3 separate regions of the Mus musculus genome follow, and all the other regions are linked to region 2. A link is a contact called in ENCODE Hi-C or POLR2A ChIA-PET data. All regions are on one chromosome and are shown on one strand. Each heading gives the region's core, a stretch centred on a gene start or an enhancer-like site at or near the end of the contact. The rest is flanking DNA. Distances are from core to core; before and after follow the strand shown. Region 1 holds the start of Zfp58 (zinc finger protein 58). Region 2 holds the start of Zfp738 (zinc finger protein 738). Region 3 holds the start of Zfp273 (zinc finger protein 273).

Region 1 (2,700 bases), core at 48-2,547, 180 kb before region 2:
ACTGGTTGATGCCACATGTAAATCTGGCTCTCATTCCCCACGTGAGGAGCAGGAGCAGGGTTTCTGTTTTGGCTAACTAGAGATGCATTCTACACACTTTGATGTGCAGTGTAAGGAAGGAGAAGCCATGCAAGAGGCAGAAAAGCAAGGGAGGGGTGTAAACCACTGTGGCTGCTTCAGACAAGGAGAATTCCAGAATGGGAATGAGGTCCGTTTACCTTAAATTACATAAATGCATAACGTTCTTTAAGTTCTCCCTCACCCTGCTGACCTCACACAAACGCTTAGCAGCCTAAAACAAGGTGAGCTTTCCCCCCACTGCTCCGGGGGTCCCTGCTAATGGACTGGCTCAAGTTCAAGACCAGATCGAAGAATGTTTGTACAACAGTTGTGGGCCAAGTAGACATCCTGTCTTTCTTGAAAAGTAATCAACCAAAACTTAGGGATGGAACCCTTCAAAGGCTTAAGAAACGCCAGCCCTGAAGGTGAAGCGGGACATCAGCTTCCCCACCCCTCACTCTGCCTGCCAGTGGTTGCTTCTCTCCATGTGCCCACCGCACCTGTTTTCCCTCAGCCCTAGTCAAAGCTTTTCTTTATCAGGTGATTCTGGTAGATTTGTCCACGGTGCCCCAGAATTTCCCAGCTACGACCTGTTGTGTCTCTGATTTTTTTCTTACCCGTTTAATTCACCGACTGGCCGAGAAAAACGATGACAATCCTTGATCATACCGGCGTGCTGTGAAACGCTCGAGAGGCAGAAAACCCACCTATTTTAGATGAACTGAGAAAACCTCAAGATTCATCTGAGAGTGAGGTTCAGCTAGTAACAAAGTCTCCCCAGCCAAGCGGGAAAGTGAGCTCTCAGCACCGCCTGAGATGCAAGTTCGTCAGCTGACCCACCAAGCCTGATCTTTACACCATACCCCACTCCCGTGCAACCATCCTGCACTCCTGTCCCAGAAGCCCACGGTAGACTCGCGTTGTGCTCAGAGTTCTGACAAACATCAATCAGGGCACCGTCAGACACGCCCTCTCCCCAGCCCTGACCAGTATCTTTATGGACCAGAATGTAAGGACAGCGCAGGTCAGTTTCTCCCGACCTCCCACCCATCGCTGCTCTACTCGCTGCCAGATGGATCCCCGCACCTCGAACAATGCCTCAGGCTGCGCTGCTCCCTGGACCAACCTCTACGTCAGCGATGCAACTCGAGAGCTGAGCAGGACAGCACTCTCACCCAACTTTGGAGAAACAGCACACTTTCAGACTCAATTAAATACTGTTTCCGGAGCAGGTCCCTGTGACGACACAGTGGCCAGACTACAATTCCCACAAGTCTGTGCGAAGAATTTCCCGGAAATCAGCTAGGGCTGTTCCTGGATTTGTCACTGGCAACCCACAGGAGTGTATGAGAGAAAGAAGCCTACTATGCTTGACAGCCATTGGGAAGTCAGGCTGGTTTTCATCTCCAGATCCACAACATGAGATATATGAATATGAGTCGAGCCTTTGACAGAAATATTAGGGTTTCAGGTCCTTTCCTGTCCATGTGTTGTGATTTTAATCTTACTACTCCTTGAAAAAAAAAATCAGCACGACGAAGCAATCACTAGTGTGGGAATAAAAAAATATCTTTTAAAGATGATTTTTCAAACCAGCATTGATGTGCCTTATTATGCTCTTAGCTGCCTGGTGGCTTATGGAAGAAGGACCCAGGATCCAAGGTTGGATTGGGCTATTTATAGAGACCTTATTTCTAAATAAGATGGATAGGGAGCTAGTTTAAGGTAAAAGCCTTTGGGTGTAATGGCTTTGGCTCAACACTATGCTACATAAATAATTCTTGTTCTTCTGTACTGATACCCGGTGTGAGTCATATATATATCAGATTCTACAACTGGTAAAACTATTCCTGTGAACATTGGAACCCATACAGTACAGGAAGTGGGCCAAGACCACACAGGTGGTTTTAATAATTGAACAAAGTTAAGTTCAGCTCTTGAGATGAAAGGAAAGACCATCCAGAGACTGCCCCACCTGGGGATCCATCCCATATACAACCACCAAACCCAGACACTATTGCATATGCCAGAAAGATTTTGCTGACAGGACCCTGATATAGCAATCTCTTGTGAGGCTATGCCAATGCCTGGCAAATACAGAAGTGGATGCTCCCAGTCATCTATTGGATAGACCACAGGGCACCTAATGAAGGAGCTAGAGAAAGTAGCCAAGGAGCTAAAGGGGTCTGCAACCCTATAGGAGGAACAACAATATGAACTAACAAGGATCCCCCACCCCAGAGCTGTGCAGGACCCTTCATTAATGTATCCTTTACAGGGAGGCACATGACCTGACTGTGTAGTTTTATCTAGCTCAGAATGGTAACTCCTTTAAAAGGTTGTTCAATGGACTGCATTATATGACGTTATACATAATCCAAATATTTCCCAAGTTCCTCTCTACAAAGCAGAGGTTTTCTATCCATGTATGCATATATGGAATGTTTCCTATTTACCTATGGAACTTGTGCCTTTTGGCTGTTGTACTGGCTGGTTTTGTGTCAACGTGACACAAGCTGGAGTTATCACAGAAAAAGGAGCTTCAGTTGAGGAAATGCCTCCATGAGACCCAGCTGTAAGGCATTTTCTCAATTAGTGATCAAGGAGGAAAGGCCCCTTGTGGGTGGTGGCATCCCTGAG
Region 2 (2,700 bases), core at 187-2,686:
ATTGCTCTGTACTAAACTATTCTCTTAACCTTTCAAGAGGAGAACTGTGCATTTTTGAATGATCATAAACATACTATGTGTAAACCATAAGACCGAAAGTATTTTTCTTTCTTTCTTTCTTTCTTTCTTTCTTTCTTTCTTTCTTTCTTTCTTTCTTTCTTTTCTTTCTTTGAGCATTCTTTTGCTGACACACCAGAAGAGAACATCAGATCCAATTATAGATAGTCGGGAGCCACCAAGTGGTTGCTGGGAATTAAACTCAGGACCTTTGGAAGAACAGCCAGATATCTTAACCACTGAGCCATCTCTCCAGTTCTATCTTACAGCTTTTCAAATACAGTTGAAAAACTTGGGAGAATTTTTTCTAAAACTATTAAGAAGGGTGTGTCAGTAAACATGAATGTCACATTAAGGGATAAAGGAAAATTTAAGAGAGTTCAGACAATGCTGATAACATGAACACAAAGAAGAAAAGCAAGTGAAGAGACAACAATGTACAGACTCTGGCAGATTAGAGAGCAATGTACAGATCCTTGCAGATTAGAGTGCAATGTACAGAGCCTGGAAGATGAGCAGAGCCATTTCCCCCTTCCCTTTCAGACTTTCTAGCCCCCCCTGCCATTTCTCATCACACCAAGTCAAGTCTCTCACATCTGAAAAGGAGTCAAAATTTTGGACACAACACATACTCAGAATTGTTGAGGTATTATTGTCTAGTGATTTTTAATCTTTAGTGTAAAATCCTATTTATTTGGATTGTGCAAACACTGGTTCATACCAACTACAAGATTATTTTGTGGTTTTATATCCATGTATTGTCGCATTCAGGTCACAAAGGTGTCTATTAGAAAATCTTATTTGAATCAGGGCATCCGTGAGTCTAACAATTCGTTCCAAAGGAACAGGAACTAACATCCCACACAACAGTTTGCCCTCCCTCACAGGATTCTTGCTCCTTGGACACTAGGAACTTTAGGAAGCTGTTTGAGCACAAACCAGGAGTGGTGTCCAAGACATAACGTATAGAGGGTGCTACATGTCAAGTGCTCTGTATGTCCTGAGAATCTGACTACAGTCACGTGAGAACGGGCCAGCTAGGTAATGATGAGTGCGCTCTTGTCAGCATCTCAGGAACAGGCAGGCAGCTGACCCAGCCTGCCCTTGCCATCCTGTTGTTTTCAGTCTTTTCCCCTTCAAACCCGTGCCCAGGCGCAGCGGCCCAGCCTAGGTCAGCACAGCATCTCCAGGTCAGCAGCTTCTTGCCTCTCAATAAGCCCGAGCCAGCTCCCTCCGTGCCCTACCTGCCACCCTGCACAGCCCCTCAGACCTGAAAGATGGCGCTGCTCCCTGCACCAACCTCCATGTCAGAAATCCAGATGTAGTGCTGAGGACAACTGCATACATTTGAGGAGTGAAGTTTGAAGAAAGACTAAGGAAGCTCGATTCCGAGGGCCCTTTCTGATGACCTCACAAGGGACGGGACTACACTTCCCACAAGTCAGTTGGAAGGACTTACAGGGACCCACAGAAGAGGTCTTGTGCATTGCCTGCCTTGCAGCCCAGCTCTGGGCAGCTGAAGTTAGAAAAAAACAGGCTGCAGCATGTGGGCAGCCACAGGGAAATTGGGCTTTAAAAAAAGTCTTTGGTCACAGCACGCGATGTTAGCCTGTGAGCTGAGTTTCACAGTAATGTTTATCGCATTTCCTTGTTATCTCTTCTAAAACATTGTGAGTTTAAAGCTCGGATCTTTTTTGTTGTTATTGTTGTTTTTGGTTTTTTAAAAAGCACATCTCTACTTATTAGCATCTTACTACGGAGTGGAAAATTAATGCTTTCATGGTTTACTTAAAATATGAAAAAGGAAGATAATGTAAGAGTGGGCATTATCTCTTTAAGATGTTATCGAAACCATCCCAGGTACTTAAGACAGAATTAGAAATCAAAGTGAGTCACCACCAAGTATTTTCTGAGCACTTGCTTTCCTCCTCTGAATCTCTCCCAAGAGGAGGGGCACAGCTCCTAGGATCACAATGGTGTGTGTACTGGCTCTTCAATTTCCCTCTGTGTTTGGTTTGATGTTCTTTATTGATTTTCCTGTCTCCACTGATCCTGTCATCATTCACATTTGATAATACTTGAACATTACTGGTAGCTGCCTTGTACTTCCCTCACTTCTCCTAAGCAGAACACTGAGATCGTTCCTCCTGGAATATAAAGGTATCAGAAATATGTTCATATCACTGTAAAACGAGGTCGATGTATTAAAGAAGTTAGACTGGAAACTTGGAGTATTGAGAATTCCCATCTTTTCGTGGGAAGGTTTATTCCTGTGTAGTTCATGCTTGAGTTAAAGCTACAAATGGCATTACAGAAAAGATTTCATACTTCCCTGAGGCACAATAATTCAAAAGCAAGCTGTTTCAGAGCAGAGACTGTGCGAAATCCCTAAGTAATAAAAGGATTGTCTCTGAATCCTTTGGGTGAGAGCAAGGATTTAAGGTAAACTTCCTTTAAGAAGCATTAGTTAATAAAATACTTTCCACTTAGGAAACAATATACACTGAAAGATTAAAACTCTTGGCTTCAAGTATAGAAGCAGAAACAATAAAAATTTTTCTTACATAAGGTAAAGTTACATTAGCCATACCTAGAGGCAAAATTTTCTAGTGATTACAGTTCACCTGAAGCAAAACTCTTTGA
Region 3 (2,700 bases), core at 186-2,685, 130 kb after region 2:
AACACTTTACTTTCTAAATCATTTACAAAATTATTATGATAAAAACTTTCCCAACAATAAAATTTCATATGGCTACACATGTGTCATCGGAGGTGGATTTTGGTATATGTTAAAGAAAGCCTTAATTAGGAAGAATTAAAGTAGTTTAAATTTATACACTGAAGATTATAAAAAATCAGGCACTAGATGTTAAATAATTCCATGGGGCTGGAAAGTTAGTTTAGCACTGATCATTAAAGATTTATTAACCTGCTCCTAGAAATATGCCACTAGCTTTGGACGGCAGCCCCCACTGGATACATCCTTTTAGAATTGTTATATTTTGATGATTTATGATGATGTTACCTGTTCTGTTTGCAATGCACTGAATACATGGTTTCAGAGTTGTAATGCTTGGATGATTTTTCTACTTTACTGTGCCAAATGATTTTTGTTGGTATCTGTGAATGTTTCATTTGGATGTAGTTTCTAAGAGATGTAATGTTTAGTTTTTTAATGTATAATATCTCCTGCTTGAGAGCTGCAGAATACACTCAGATTCAAACTGCCTATGTGTTTGTTTCTATTTGTCACTGTCAAAACCTTATCCACCTAGCTTCAAGGACCCTCATTCCAGGGACCCTCATACTTGACTGTGGTGCTCCGCGGCAATCTCTTATGATAGAAATCCTATGATGAGTGATGAATAGTGTGTCAAGAGTCAGTTCACTGGCCATATTGAGCCCAAGATCAGTTTTCCTCCCATTGAGAGTAGAGCCAGGAGCTGGAAGAACATCTGGTGGTGAATAGTTGTGTGAGATTGTGAAAGAGAATCCGGTAAAGCTCTGGCACAGCTCTCTCAAATATTAAATTGTTTACACGGATTAATTGAGGAACGTGTGGACAAGGGACTAAGGACAGAAGAAAATCTCAAAGGGTTTCTGGGGCTTATCGGTAAGAGATATCTGTGTTTCCTAGCCCATATCCGCCCCAAACTGTGGATTTCAGTGTACACACCAAAATTGTTCTGTTTTTTGTTTTTGTTCTCCTCTTTGATTTAGTGTCATAATGGATGTTAAACCTAGGCCTCCTTTACTCCAGGCAAGTGCTTCACCAGTGAGTAGCCCCCCATCTCTTTTGGTAGTGTGTAATTTGGGACATAGACTTGTGATTCTTCTGTCTCAAACCCCTGAGCTTTTTAAGACACAGCATTGATCAGAGTAAGAAGTAAACTTAATACACATTACTGTAAAAGGCTGCACTCATATTCGCAAATTGCCCTTTGTAAATTTGGGATTTTTAAAGGAGCCTAATTCCAGTTAAATACAATCCATGACCTATAAACCCTCTGACTTCTTTGGTTCAGGGCAGTCCTTCGCATAGACTTCTGGGAAATGTAGTTTCTCTCTGCATGACCCCGCTAGACAGGACTCTGCTCTCTGTGCTTCCGGGTTCATTTTGCATTTGTGATTCTCCAAACTCTGCGGCGTTCTCAAAGTTCGGACAGTGTGGCTTGTTCTTCGCGCTTAACATGGAGGTTGGTCCCGGGTGCAGCCTAGACTTGCAAACCTCATGAACTCTGAGGTTGGGCGGGTCCGGCGTGCAGGGAGCCGGTGAGGGCTGGGCGGGAGGCGGAGAGAAGCCCACTTGGATGTGCAATGCAGATCTAGGCTTGGCCAGAGTGCAGGGGTGGGGCGCACGCACGGTGCCAGGAGCGAATGCTCTGTTAGGACGGAGCGACTGCCAGAGTCAATCATGTGTTTCAGGGACCTGAGAGGTGGCCTGCTAGTGCAAGAATGGAGATCGGAAAGCTTGAATCCTGTCTAGTGACGTCATGATTAGAGGGACTGCATTTCCCACAAGTCTATGCGAAGATCTCCAAAAGAGCGCTATTGCCCAAGGCTTTTCAATACCTTTAGGCTACTTTTAAAATACCAGATTTAAAGAGGTTGTTGTAGGAATATGATTCCACCTTTCAATGTCACTGTGTATTGAGTTTACGTCTTACTTTGATCGATATGTTGTGACTTTAAAAGCTCAGGTGTACCTAGAATCGTATGGCAGGAGGGAAAATGCACATTGACACAATTTTACCTTATGATAATGGAGCAAGGAGCTACACTGAGACACACCACATGGCTAGAGCAGGGTGGCTTGGCTGATCGTGCGGAAGCAGGCTATGATGAGAGCGCACACAGCCCCTTGGCTGGGGAAGCTTGCTGTTACTAGCTTTCACATTGCTATTGTCAGATCCCTCAGGAAATCTAGAGCAAGTGGGTTTTTCTGAGCCCTCCCATATTCTATGACAGGCCCAGGACTCTGGTTTTGAGTTCGTGTGGCTCATAGTTTCCAGGACAGGGAGTTCTGCGGGGGAGTTTGGTGTATGGGATGTTCGTCCCGTTTTCTTTGTGATAAATTGTTAGTTTTCAGGGCGGCTCACTTTGGATAGGAATCACTCCTTTACCCACTGTGACAGAACCCTCACATTCACACACCTGTATGAGGCAAAAAAAAAACAAAAAACAAAAACAAAAACAAAAAAAACAAAAAACAAAAAACAAAAAAACAAAACCAAAACCAAAACCTCATAGAGGGGGCGCTCTGAGCTTTGTACCTTCCCAGCTATCACTGATCCTATAGTACAGACTGGAAAATACTAGAAGATATTAACTCATAAAATTGCACCAGAGACTGCGATGTAAGAAATTTGTTTTCTTGTGG

Evidence for each region. Hi-C counts contacts between places; a loop is a spot of excess contacts on that map. ChIA-PET counts read pairs that join two places held with the same protein, here RNA polymerase II (POLR2A).
Region 1: a map of T-helper 1 cell shows a loop between it and region 2 (2.2-fold over the local background). The contact joins the promoter of Zfp58 here to the promoter of Zfp738 in region 2. A Hi-C loop is called at or near these places in 1 of 37 maps with a recorded cell type or tissue (T-helper 1 cell). POLR2A ChIA-PET finds 5 or more read pairs at or near these places in 1 of 5 experiments (embryonic stem cell).
Region 3: a map of heart shows a loop between it and region 2 (8-fold over the local background). The contact joins the promoter of Zfp273 here to the promoter of Zfp738 in region 2. A Hi-C loop is called at or near these places in 1 of 37 maps with a recorded cell type or tissue (heart). POLR2A ChIA-PET finds 5 or more read pairs at or near these places in 2 of 5 experiments (Patski and embryonic stem cell).

The regions. Positions count from the first base shown.
Region 1 is chr13:67,499,225-67,501,924 of GRCm38, forward strand. Zfp58 (zinc finger protein 58) reads right to left here and starts at 1,298. Exons shown (of 4, transcript NM_001007575.2): 1 at 1,147-1,298.
Region 2 is chr13:67,682,076-67,684,775 of GRCm38, forward strand. Zfp738 (zinc finger protein 738) reads right to left here and starts at 1,437. Exons shown (of 4, transcript NM_001001187.3): 1 at 1,328-1,437. The coding sequence starts at 1,363.
Region 3 is chr13:67,812,381-67,815,080 of GRCm38, forward strand. It overlaps Zfp273 (zinc finger protein 273), which reads left to right and starts at 1,436. Exons shown (of 4, transcript NM_198322.3): 1 at 1,436-1,516. The coding sequence starts at 1,511. All of the region lies in intron 2 of 4930525G20Rik (RIKEN cDNA 4930525G20 gene), which reads right to left.